Regions from separate parts of the Homo sapiens genome. Here region 1 is linked to region 2. Evidence: chromatin loops called from intact Hi-C (ENCODE). Cell type or tissue: ascending aorta. All regions are shown on one strand. Links, peaks and the distances in the headings refer to the core of each region. The heading gives the core; the rest is flanking DNA. Region 1 has its middle 58 kb from the start of KCNE4. Region 2 has its middle 140 kb from the start of SCG2.

What was found. A loop is a pair of places that touch in the nucleus more often than their neighbours do. Peaks named below come from ENCODE experiments on the same cell type or tissue, not always from the same donor. Only the 100,000 strongest peaks of a DNase experiment are listed, where the experiment ranks them.
Region 1: a loop joins it to region 2, with 3 times the contacts of the local background. A loop is called at or near these places in 2 of 110 quality-filtered maps.

What each region holds. Positions count from the first base shown.
Region 1 is chr2:222,990,685-222,997,625 of GRCh38, forward strand. No RefSeq gene overlaps it. Among named protein-coding and RNA genes, the nearest start is that of KCNE4, 58 kb to the right of the region's middle. In ascending aorta, for the core only: no CTCF peak of the experiment used is centred there; a DNase peak (open chromatin) is centred at 3,817; H3K4me3 peaks cover 563 bases; H3K27ac peaks cover 4,183 bases.
Region 2 is chr2:223,462,319-223,469,259 of GRCh38, forward strand. No RefSeq gene overlaps it. Among named protein-coding and RNA genes, the nearest start is that of SCG2, 140 kb to the right of the region's middle. In ascending aorta, for the core only: no CTCF peak of the experiment used is centred there; a DNase peak (open chromatin) is centred at 3,663; H3K27ac peaks cover 1,729 bases.

The DNA.
Region 1 (6,941 bases), core at 937-5,936, 470 kb before region 2:
GAACTAATTACCTTCCAAAGGCTCTATCATCACCTTGGAGGTTAAGTTTCAACATATGAATTCTGGGGGGACACAAACATTCAGAGCATAGCAAATTTAATTTATAGTAGTTAAAGGTCTGCTCTCATATTCTAAATGGGTTGTCATTGTCATCATTATCATCATCATGATAACAATCATGTCAACAATGATAACCACCGCCACCACTCACTTTGGATGGAAGAGCTTAGGTTAGGTTCAGGATAAGGTAATTTTTAATAAAGATAAGCCCAAAACACACATAATCCTTGCCTTAAGATGCAGACATTCTCTTGCCTGATTCCACATTACAATATTAGGCAGGAAAAAAATATTACCTTAGGAACTGAGTGATAAATAATACAAAGCCGTCTTTTCCAAACCCACATCACTGCCTTTGTTCAGACCCTCCCGATCTCTTGCTTGACTTTGTGGTACCTTCCTCACTAGTTTCCCCACCTCTGGTCTAACCCCAGTTGCATTATCCCTGGTACTGTAGCCAGAAGGATATTTTTATTTATTTATTTATTTTTTTAGATGGAGTCTTGCTCTGTCATCTAGGCTGGAGTGCAGTGGTGCAATCTTGGCTCACTGAAACCTCTGCCTCCTGGATTCAAACAATTCTCTGGTTTCAGCCTCCTAAGTAGCTGGGATTACAGGTGTGTGCCACGATGTGTGGCTAATTTTTGTATTTTTAGTAGAGAAGGGGTTTCACCATGTTGGCCATGCTGGTCTCGAACTCCTGACCTCAAGTGATGTGCCTGACTCAGCCTCCCAAAATCTTGGGATTACAAGTGTGAGCCACCTCACCCAGCCCGTAGGGATCTTTCTAATATGCAAATCTGATCATGATGCATCCTAATCTAAACCACTTACATTTCTCTAATTTTCATGCAACAATGTCCAAACCACTAAATAAAGAACGTAGAGATCATAGGATGCACTATGCCCTGACTTTTTTCTGCTTGGGTAGTCTCATCTCTAATACTGCTACCGAACGCAGTTCCCTGAATACATAAGCTAGTCTTCATCTTCACATTTTTTAAGTTGACTTTCCTTTAGCCTCATAAACTCTTTCCTTTTTTTCTTGGTCTGGCTAGAGAATCATTATTCATCCTTTAAAAGCCAGCTCAAATGTTGTTTCCTCCAAGAAGCCTTCTTTGATATCTCTAGAGACAATTAAGAGTTTATTTCACCATATTCCCATAATGCCTTGCTTCTATCTGTATAAAAATCTTAAGACCAGAACAAATTATTAGAACACTGGGAGGCCTAGGACAGTGGAGTTTGTGCTTAGTTCACCTTAATATCTTCTCCACAAGGCTGAGTACAGAGTTGGTATTGATAGTTATTGAATGAGTGAAAACACACATGTTATTTAAAATAATCTTTGAGTATAAACACCAAAAGTTTATTTTTCTGATGAGAAAGTCATCTTTTTCCCCCCTCCTGAGAATTCTTTTCCCATTTACTTTGGTGAGAATGGGATGGAGGGCTAGGAACAGAACTAGGAGGGACAGGAGAGATGAAGGGGATTAGAAGAGATTGGAGTGTAAAGAGTGATAATTGAGACAGAAAGGAAGTGAAAACAAGGCTATTCCTCTTTATGTTAGTGTATCAGGCTGAGGTCCAGAGAGAAAAATCCCCGTGGGTTTTCAAAAAGGAAGCTTGGGCTCCCAGTATGTGTCCATGTAGCAGAGCAGTGTCTATCTGTCCCTGCTTCCAAGGGAGGAAAGGAGAACGTGTGAGGTCTCTGTGTACAAAGTTCAGAAGGAACTTGGGTATCCACACTACAGCTGTCTCTACATTCTGTTTGTTTTCCTTTTCATTCTCCCTCCCAGCACTTAGGAACCTTCCTTTTCAGGCTGTTCAGCTGAAGATGACCAGGAAACATAACCTAAACAACCCTAAGCCTTTGGGCCAAGGGCATTCAGCCTTCCATTGCTCCCAATCCAAGAGCTAGATTTTGAGCGTCTTCCATTAAGGACCCATTTTGCTTGAGAACTGTGTCCAGTGTCTTGGCAGTGCTTGGTAGCCCTCTGGAAAGATGCTGGCTTTTCTAGTGGCAGGACTGAGTGGCATGTAGGTGAACGGGCAGTAGTACTGTTGGCCCGCCTGAACATGGGGAAGTAGATTTGGGGGAAGAATTAGTGCTGTATGCTTTTATCCTTGAGGATGTGAAGACAGCCTGGAAAAGGTACTCTTGGACCATGCTCTTGCCTTAAGAAGAGAATGTCATGGTGGAGGCAGGAGCACCTGGAGCCTGGCTGCCAAGATCGTTGACTTTTATCTTCCCAGAAAATTGTGCTCCTATAGTTAGCTCTGTAAGTGGAAGCTCCTCTCTCACAGTAGATTCTGTTTTGTGGTGGGCTAATGACTTAGCATAGCTCCTTTCTCTGTCCTGAAATATCTAGGCCTATTGCCCACTTTTTAGGACCTAGCTTCAAAGGAGCAGAGGTGAGGGAAGGGGCTTATCCCTCATTTGAAATAGGAATATGGACAAAAATTGGTTAAATAAAATGTCCAAGGTAGGTGTGGTCAGTAATTATCCCTGGAGAGGTATTTCTGAGATGAGATACCAGAAAGGGATAACAAGAAACTTGAGGGGTATAAAAAGAGACAATGGGTGATGGTGTTCATAGGAGACTTTTAGTTGCATTTTAGGGACCGACAGACAACAGTTCTATTTCAGCTGCTAGCTGATAATTTCCTGATTCCTTCTTTCACTGATATGGTAAGGCTCTCCTTCCCTAGAGTGCTGGTCTTGATGAAACTGTCTTCATTTGCTCCTTTTTAGAGATGTTTCAGTTCTTTCTCACAAAGGGAAAAAAAGATAATTGAATATTAAAATATTCAAATGTATGGTTTATCCCTGGGATAACTAGACTCAAAATCTCCAATTAGTAGGATATTCTGACCAGACCATATTATCCTTTCATCATCTAGCCAGCTACACATAGACACGAGGTCATATTTTCCTGGTCTTTGGTACTTTAGGAGCTTTACTATTTCAGAAGTACTTCAGAAGCAGGGATTCAATGAAATACATGCACATACACAACACACATATGTACACACCAGCCTTTTTCATGATTAGGATTGGTATGGAGGAAAATTAGGTAATGTCTCTCATTCATTTATGAAATATGTTTTGAGCACTTCTATGAACTAGCTTTTCTACTAGGAGCTGGGATACAGCAGGGAGTAAGTCAGAGGCTCTTTATTTGCATGTGGTTCAAAAACCGATAAACATCAGGCAAATAATGCAAATCTCTATTACTCCTACAATACACTATTCCAATTTAATTTTTTTTCCCTCTGTTTTCTGTTGTGGGAGTCCTCAGGGTCTTGGCAACTTTCCAGTTCTAGAACAGATGCATGGAAGGCACAGTCAGGGATGTGTCTTAACATCGATTCATCTCTGCCAGACAACTGGATGAGCCAACGGGTTTCTTGGGAGCGTCTGTCTCCCTGACCACATTATGAAAAAGCCGATACCCACCCTAACCAGGACGCCCATTCTGTTGACTTTCAGCACTGCCCTGGTTTCAGGAAGCATCTGTGGTGCTTTTGCCCATTAGCGTTTCATGCTGTCTGCCCAGTGTCCATAGATATGATGGGAAGACCACCTGGTCAGAGGTGGCTTGCTCTGTCTCACAGTGGAATCCTGGCTTCTCTCTCCATCTTGTTTATAAAGCTGCATCTGCTCAGTCTCAGATGAGAAGAGGACACGAGGCAGCACTGCTGGCAGCTCTTAGTCACTCTGCAGAGAGTTCTGGTAATTTTCCTCTGTGAGAAAGGGGGCTGGTTGCCAGCCTCAGTCTGTGATTCCTGTGCTGTTCCCTCCAGTGTCAGCTGATGAAATAAGGCCTTTTGATTTCCTTCACTGTTACATTCTCTGGCAAAGAACCACCAGGGAAATGAGACTAGGAACTTTCAGGCTATCCCAGGCAGCTGAGAAGTATTCATAGAAACAAAAATATTAGATTCGTTAAATATTAAGTGCCAAATCACAATGATACACTGGTGCTCATGAATGTATTACGCATATGTAGATTTGAACATAACGTTTGCACTTGTATGTTTTTCTCCCCAGAAGTTTGCATCAGTTAGGAAAGAATAATATTCCCTTTGCATTATCTTGGCTCTTTCTGGATGAAAAGCAAAAACACCATTTAGCTCTTGGCCCAGAGGTGTTTCTCTTCTGTACATTTTTGGGGCAGGGTTTTCTGAGGGAATGTGGGCCTTTCATTTCTTCTTTATAATCCTATATTCCAATTATTGTAGAAGCCTTTCCTCTTGGAAGATGTGGGTTTAGGGTGTCTAGCACTGCACACCCTGGTTGAAGTATTAAATCTCTCATACTTTAGATTTGTGATTCTGGTGGGACAATTAATTATAGGATCCTCCTCCTTTCCTATAAGCTGCACAGTATAGGCCTGGTTAATTACAAATTCCCATTTTCTTGACCACTCTGATGATACAGGTAAGAGCCTGGTACCTGAGACGGACCAATCTTTCTTTAGGGTTCTTCTGTTTGGAGCTGGAGCTCTGAGAAGAAATCTTGCACTGGGCTTGAGAACAGGAAGCACACTAATTAAAAATCTACTTCACCACTGATACGTTTGGCTCTGTGTACCAACCCAAATCTCATCTTGAATTGTAGTCCCCACAATCCCCACGTGTCAAGGCTGGGACCAGGTAGAGGTAATTGAATCATGGGGGCAGTTTCCCCATGCTGTTCTCGTGATAATGAGTGAGTCCCATGGGATCTGATGGTTTTATAAGTGCCTGGCATTTCCCCTGCTTGCACTCATTCTCTCTCCTGCCACCCTGTGAAGAGGTGCCTTCCACCATGATTGTAAGTCTCCTGAGGCCTCCCAAGCCATGCAGAACTATGAGTCAATTAAACCTCTTTTCTTTATAATTACCCAGCCTCGGGTATTTCTTCATAGCAGCTTGAGAATGGACTAATACAACCACCATACAGAGAAAGTCTGTCTATGCCACTGAAGAGTACTTCCAAATAGAGAAAATCAGAGAGTGGGCTGGACTGGGAGGCAGAGGTTTCCTCATTTATGTTCCTAGACACAGTCAGCAACGGAACTAAAAATGTCCTACCTAATTGATAAGGTGAAGCAATGTGTTCCTTATAACATCTCTCTGTTTTAATATAACTTTGCTGATCAGAAAGGAAAAGGCAAAAAATTGAATCACCACTAAAGGACTTATCCATGTGACCAAAAACCAACTGTTCCCTCAAAATGATTGAAATAAAAAAAGTCAAATACTATATAACATTAGCAGAATAAAACATTGTTGCTATTATGAGTTAATTTTTTAAACTAGTTATTATAAATACATATAAAAGTTGTTAAGTTTTGAATATTTTATTTTATTTTATTTTATTTTTTTAGATGGAGTCTTGCTCTGTCACCCAGGTTGGAGTGTGATGGTGTGATCTCGGCTCACTGCAGCCTCCGCCTCCTGGGTTCAAGCGATTCTCCTGCCTCAGCCTCCTGAGTAGCTGGGATTATTAGCATGTGCCACCATACCCTGCTAATTTTTGTATTTTTAGTAGAGACAGGGTTTCACCATGTTGGCCAGGCTGGTCTCAAACTCCTGACTGCAAGTGATACACCCACCTCAACCTCCCAAAGTGCTGGGATTACAGGTATGAGCCACCATGCCTGGCTGAATATTTATTTTATAAGCAGCCACTTTACTGAGTGCTATAATTTGGCCACAGTATTTTTTAGTTGATTTTCTTGGGTTTCACCAATAGATAAATATATTACCTACAAATAATGATAATTTTGTGTTTTCTTGTTAGTTATATCCCATTTGTTTTTGTGTATATCTTTTTCCATCTCTCTCTACTTTTAACCCACCTATATTATTTTATTTAAAGAGAGATTTTTAATAGCATATAGTTGGCTCTTCAAAAAATTTATTTTGGCAATCTATCTCCTTTAACTGCTGTGTTCGGACAATTTTCATTTTATGTAATTATTGCTGTCTTGATTTGTTTTCTGTTTATTCCTCCATTAAAAAAATTTCTTGTTATCCTTTTTACTCTTGTTCTTTAGATTCATTGAATTTTTTTAGTGTTCTATTTTGATTATTATACTGAGTTTTTGACTATTTCTGCTTGTATACTTTTTAATGTTTGCTCTAGGGATTGCAATATATATTCTTAACTTTTCATAGTCTATTTAGAATTAGTATCCTATTACTTTCTGGAGGATGTAGGAATCTACTACTATATAAAATCCCTTTATCCTCCCCTCTTTGTGGTCTGTTTTTCATATGTATTATATTTGTATACATTTTAAATCTTATTATACAATGCTATACATTTTCCTTTCAACTTTCATGCATATTTTAAATAAATTAAGAAGACAAAAACAGTCATCTTCCGGACCATTATCAATTCTGTTGCTTTTCCTTTATTCCTGAAGTTTCAAATTGCCCTCTGGTAACATTTTCATTCCATTTGAAGTACTTTCTTTAGCAATTCTTTTAGACCAGGTCTACTTGCTGCAAGTTGTCTTGGCTCTTCATCTGATAGTATCTTTGTATATTACTCTCATTCCTGAAGGATATTTTGATGGATATAGAATTCTTTTTTTCTTTTTTCTTTTTTTTTTTTTTGAGACAGTGTTTGCTCTTATTACCCAGGCTGGAGTGCAGTGGCGTGATCTCGGCTCTCTGCAACCTCCGCCTCCCAGGTTCAAGTGATTCTCCTGCCTCAGCCTTCTGAGTGGCTGGGATTACAGGTGCACACCACCACACCCAGCTAATTTTTTGTAATTTTAGTAGAAACAGGGTTTCATCACGTTGGCCATGCTGGTCTCGAACTCTTGATCTCAGGTGATCCACCCGCCTTGGCCTCCCATAGTGCAGGGATTACAGGTGTGAGC
Region 2 (6,941 bases), core at 1,225-6,224:
GGAGTAAAGGTCACTTTTGCTATGCTTTAGCAAAGAGTCTAGTTGCTGTCAGGCCTCTGAGCCCAAGCTAAGCCATCATAACCCCTGTGACCTGCACGTATACATCCAGATGGCCTGAAACAACTGAAGAACCACAAAAGAAGTGAAACAGCCAGTTCCTGCCTTAACTGATGACATTCCACCATTGTGATTTGTTCCTGCCCCACCCTAACTGATCAATGGACCTTGTGACATTCCTTCTCCTGGACAATGAGTCTCAGGAGCTCCCCACCAAGCACCTTGTGACCCCCGCCCCTGCCCGCAAGAGAAAACCACCTTTAACTGTAATTTTCCACTACCTACCCAAATCCTATAAAACTGGCCCACCCCACCTCCCTTTGCTGACTCCTTTTTCAGACTCAGTCCACCTGCACTCAGGTGATTAAAAAGCTTTATTGCTCACACAAAGCCTGTTTGGTGGTCTCTTCACATGGATGCACGTAAGAGTTGCATTATGCCCCTGCTCTAGGGATCTGTAGAACTTTAAACTTGAGAGTAATGATTAAGGGTTTTTGGCAGAAGAAATTTTAAGCAACAAAACATTCAGGATAGCCTGGCTACTTCTAACAACCTATGCTTATATGTGTGAACAAAGAAATGACCTGAAACTGGAACTTATATTTAAAAGAAAAGAAGAGCATAAAAGATTGGAAAATTTGCAGCCTGGCCATGTGATAGCAAAGAAAATGCCATTTTCAAGGGAGCAGTTCAAGCAGGCTGCAGAAATTTTCATAAGTAAAAGAGGAGCCAAGTGCTAATAGACAATGGGGAGAAGGCCTTGAAGACATTTCAGAGACCTTCTAGGCAGCCCCTCCCACCACAGGCTAAGAAACCTAGGAGGAAAGTTTGGTTTAGTGGGCCAGGCCCAGGGCCCTACTGCCCTGCACAGCTTTGGGACACTGCTCCCTGCATCCCAGCTACTTCAGCTCCAGCTGGAGTTAAAAGGGGCCCAGGTACAGCTCGTGCCACTGCTTCAGAGGGTGAAAGCCATAGGCCTTGGCAGCTTCCACGTGGTAGTAAGCCTTTGGGCATGCAGAGTGTCATAGCTGAGGCTTGGAAGCCTAGATTTCTGAAGATGTATGAAAAAGCTTGGATGTCCAGGCCGAAGCCCTTATGGAGGACCTCTACTAGGGCAGCACAGAGGGGAAATGAGGGGTTGGAGCCCCCATACAGAGTCTCCAATGGGGCACTGCCATTTGGAGCTGTGAAAAGAGGGCCACCATCCTCCAGACCCCACAACGGGGTCTGTCACAATCTACTGACAGCTTGCCCCCTGCACCTGGACAAGCCTCAGGCACTCAACACCAGCCCTTGCGATTAACCACAGGAGCTGAATCCTGCAAAGCCTCATGGACAGAGATGCCCAAGACCTTGGGAGCCCACCCCTTACACCAGTGTGCCCTGTATGTGAGATATGGAGTCAAGGGAGACTATTGTGGAGCTTTGAGATATAATAATGGCCCTGCTGGGTTTCAGGCTTGCATGGGGCCTGTAGCCACTTTCTTTTGGTGAATTTCTCCCTTTTGGAATGGGATTATTTCTTAATGCCTGTACTCCCATTATGTCTTGGGAGTAACTAACTTGTTTTTGGTTTTACAGGCTCATAGGTGGAACAGACTTGCCTTGTCTCAGATGAGACTTTTGAGTTTGGATTTTTATGTTAATGATGGAATGAGTTAAGACTTTGGGGGACTGTTGGGAAGGCATAATTGTATTTCACAATGAGAGGGACATGAGATTTTAGAGTTGGGGGGCAGAGATAGAATTATATGGTTCGGATCTGTTTCCTTACCAGATTTCATGTGTAATTGTAATCTCCAGTGTTGGAGGTGGTCCTGGTGGGAGGTGACTGGATCATGGGGTTAGAGTTCTCATGAATGGTTTGGCACCGTCCCTCCTTGGTACTGTATAGTGAGTCAGTTCTCACAAGAGCTGGTTGTCTAAAAATGTGCAGCACCTCCCCCACCCTCTCTCTCTTCCTTCTGCTCCAGCCATGTGAAGTGCTGGCTTCTCCTTCACCTTCTGTTGTGATGGTAAGTTTCATGAGGCCTCCTCAGAAGCTGAGCAGATGCCAGCACCATGCTTCCTGTACAGCCTATATCACCATGAGCCAGTTAAACCTCTTTTCTTTATAAATTACCCAATCTCAGGTATTTCTTCATAGCAATGTGGGACCAGACTAATACACCTCTCTAGGAGATAAACATGAGAGAACTTGAGGCCAGAGGATAAAGAAGAGAAAAGCATATGGAATCCTGGGCCTTTACCCCACCTATAGGAAATTGCATAGCTTTTGGGAGGGGATTATATCCATTCTCCCTGCAAACTAAAAGAGAGTGTATTAGTTTACCATTCCTGCTGTAACAACCAACCACAAAATTAGTGGCTTAAAACAATGCAAATGTATTACCTTACAGTTCTGGAGGTCAGAAGTCTAAGATGGGTCCACTGGGTTGAAATCAAGGTGTTGGCAGAGCTGCATTGCATTCTGGAGGCTCTAGGGGAATATCTATTTACTTGCCTTTTCCAGCTTCTACAAGCTGCCCACATTCCCTGGTCCATGGGCCCTTTCTTCACCTTCAGAACCTGCAACAGCCAGTCAAGTCTTTCTCACATTCCACTGCTCTGACACTAGTTACCCTGCCTCCCTCTTCCACATTTAAGGACCTTTGTGATTACACTAGGTCTGCCAGATAATCCAGGATACTCTCCTTATTTTAAGGTCAGCTGAGTAGCAACCTTAATTCCTACTTACCACGTGATATAACATATTCAAAGGTTCTGTAGATTAGGATATGGATGTCTTTGTAAGGAGGAAGGAAAGAATTATTCTCTCTACCACAGAAAAGCTGGAAGAAACAGCTCTCCATTCATAAGTATCCATTCATAAATATCCATTCATAAGTATCTGGAGTGCCATTCTTTATCCATTCATCAATATTTGCAGTGCCTATAGAAGGGGTAGCATCAGTTTCAAATTGGACATAAGCTTAGGCTACTCAGACCCATTGTCTGTCCTACCAGAGGATAAGAAAATTAGAGATCAATGGCAAGCTGGAGAAAGGGAGCAGCCTGAACCTTTTCTGTGGATTAACCAGAACTGCTAATATGGTTTGGCTGTGTCCCGACCCAAACCTCACCTTGAATTGTAATAATCCCCACATAACAAGGGCAGGGCCAGGTGAAGATAATCGAATCATGGGAGCAGTCTCCCCCCTACTGTTCTCGTGGTAGGGAATAAGTCTCATGAGATCTGATGGTTTTATAAATGGAGGTTCCCCTGCACAAGCCTTCTTGCCTGCTGTCATGTAAGATGTGCCTTTGCTCCTCATTCGCCTTCCACCATGATTGTGAGGCCTCCCCGGCCATGTGGAACTGTGAGTCAATTAAACCTCTTTCCTTTATAAATTAGTCAGTCTTGGGTATGTCTGTATTAGCAGTGTGAGAACAGACTAATACAACTGCAGAAGACAATTAGGCACGAAGTGTCTTTCTGCAAGCCAGAAACCCTGGGAGGTGAGGCAAGAGGCTGTGGAGTGTGACTCTGGGGATAACAGTTGGGGGTGATGATGAAAGAGGCAAAGCTAGGTCTTCTGTGCCAGGGAACTTGTGCAATAGGAAAACCTCATGGCTCGGTGCCTCCAAATTGACTCATGTGCATGCCTCTGAGAACCAGCACTTCCCCTGCTGCACCAAGGGTAACAGAAAAGGTCAAACTGACCAGAAGAGCAATGGCCATCAACAATAGTGCAATCACATGGGCAGTTAAGGAAAATAAAGTGGTGCTCTCTTTACTTCTATCTCATTTTCCATCTCTCCAACTCCCCAGAGAAGTTAATACTAGAAAGGGTGGTACAGGTGCCTTTAGAAAGTCATCCAAATTCTATCCCTACTCAGAACTTTTAGCCTCAAGTAAGACAAAGCTGTGTTGGTGAAGGGATAAGGAAGTATGAGATTACAATTTAAAATTGGTCTGAACCAGACTTTTGAAAACTTTTTACTGAAATATAATACACCTACTTTAAAAAGTACACTGAGGTGTATAGATTGCTAAATTTTCACAAACTGAACACACCAATGTGACCAACATCCAGATAAGAAGCAAAATATTACCAATCCCCAGATACTCCCTTATTCCTTTCCACTCTCAAAGCCTGCTCCCTCTAGAGTAATCAATATCATGAATTTAAACAACATACATTAGTTTCACCTGTTTTTGTACTTTATACAAATGAAATCACATAGTATATTTTGGGTCTGACTCCTTTCGTTCAACATTATGTTGCTGAGAATCATTTTTGTGTTTTTACTTGTATTGGTAGATCATGTATTTGCACCTTTGTAAAATATTCTACTATATAACTACACTGCAATTTATCTATTCTATTGTTTATGGACATAAAATAGCTTCTAGTTTAGAGGTATCAAAAATAGTACTTACAGTGAATATTCTACTATGTGTACTTTGTGGAAAATATGCTTACTTTTCTGGTTGATATGTACCCAGGAGTGGAATTTTGGGTCATATCTTCAGTTTGGACATATGTTACTGTGTTAGTCCATTTGTGTTGCTATAGAAGAATACCGGAAACTGGGTAATTTACAAAGAAAAGAGGTTTATTTTGGCTCGAGTTTCTGCAGGCTGTATAAGAAGCATAGTGCCAGCATCTATTCCTATTGAGGACCTCAGGTAGTTTATAATCACAGATGAAGGCCAAGGGGAGCCAGAACATCACATAGTGACAGGGGGAGCAAGAGCACAGGGAGAGGTGCCACACTCTTTTAAACAACTAAACTTTACATTAACTCACTGATTACTGCAAGAAAGTCACCAAGCCATTCATGAAGGATCTACTCCCATGACTGAAATATCTCCCAACAAGCCCCACTTTCGACACTGAGAATCACACCCAACATGAGATTTCAAGGGGACAAGCATCCAAACTATATCAGTTATCAAATAGTTTTTTAAGGAACTGTGTGGAAGGCCTATTGTTTCACATCTTAATTTTATACTTGGTAGTTTCTGTTTCATTTGAGCTATTCTAATGGTTGGGTAATAATATCTCATAGTTTTAGTTTGTATTTTTCTGATGACTAATGAAGTTAAACAACTTTGTATATGTTTATTGGCCATCTCAATACTTACTTTTTTGAAATATTTGTTTAATCTTTCATCCGTTTTTTTGAGTTGTCTTACTCACATATAGGGCTTCCTTATATATTCTGGATATGAATCCATATGAATCTCAATATTCATAAGTGAATATCTTCTCTTACTTGGTAAGTTACTTTTTTATTCCCTTTTAATGATGTCTTTTGATGAACAGAAGTTCTTAATTTTAATAGAGTCTAATTTATTAATATTTTTATGGTTATATGTTTCATGTCTCCTTTAAGAAATCTTTGGCACCTCCAAGACAATGAAGTTATTTGGATTAGACTTTTTATTAATTGAAAGTGACAAGAAAGCTATCAGTTCTACCTAGAAGGCTGTTTCATCTGAGTGTGGTTGAGGGTAATTGTTGGAGACAAATCAAATTTTGTCACATTTGTACCTTATCTGTTTCAGGCTGTTTGACACAGGAGCTGCACAAAGAAAATATAGCTGTTGCTTTGGTTTGGTTTGGTTTTGATTTTGAGGTAACATTCTGAGAGTCATCTTTTATTTTACTTTTATTCTTTTTACAACTGACACATAATTGTGCATATTTACAGGACACAACATATTTTAATACATGTGTAAATTGCGTAATGATAAAATCAAGGAAATTAGCATATGCATCACCTTAAACATTTATCATTTCTTTGTGATGAGGACATTCAAAATCTTTATAGCTTTCTCTGAGTTAGGGAAGAAAAAATTTACTCTTAACAAAACCTCAGTTTCTTCTGGTTTGAACAATGCCTTTGTATTAGTCTGTTCTCATGCTGCTAATAAAGACATACCTGAAACTGGGTAACTTATAAAGGGAAGAGGTTTAACAGACTCACAGTTCACCATAGCTGGGGAGGCCTCACAATCATAGCGGAAGGCAGAGGAGAAGCAAAGTAACATCTTACATGGTGCCAGGCAAGAGAGCATGTGCAGGGGAACTCCCCTTTATAAACCCATCAGATCTCGTGAGACTTAATCACTATCACGAGAACAGCACAAGAAAGACAGGCCCCATGATTCATTACCTCCCACCAGGTCCCTCCCATGACACATGGGGACTATGGGAGCTATAATTCAAGATGAAATTTTGGGTGGGGACACAGCCAAACCATATCAGCCTTTCAGATAAATGTTCAGTCTTCCTTCCCACTCTTCTAAAGATGTATGAATGGGGAGCACCCTGTGTCCTTTTGTGGCAATAAAGGGTATTCTTAGGCTATTCTTTGGATACTTGCTGGATTTCTGGCAATGGAGTTTTCCAATGTATACTGCTCACATTTCTGGAATTTGTTGCTAAGGTCTATAGACAGAGGGTTTGTGGTTTATCCTCTTTCAGTATGGCCAGGTACCATGGCATCACCTGGGGTCTGCTTGTGATGCTCAGTTGATTCCTGGCCTAGGTGCTCTCCCTGCAATCTTTGGCACAGACTCATTTTGACCCCAGCACAATGACCTATCTGAGAGGTCACTGTCCAGCATCACCAGCTGCCCTCTACAGAGCAGGCTGACACTTTTGGACACCTTCCACTGTTATCACCAAGGAATCAGGAGAAAACTCAGGAGTTTAGACTCAAAGTTTCCCTCTGAACCAGCAGGTCATACCCTTTGTTCTCCCAATGACAATGCTGGGGAATCCTCCTAGAGACCCAAACCTGAGTCAGGACAGGTTCCTTTGGTTTCTGTCTTCCTCTCATTCTATTTAGTAACACCTTCCAATAGAAGAAGGAAGAGTTACCAGGTACTG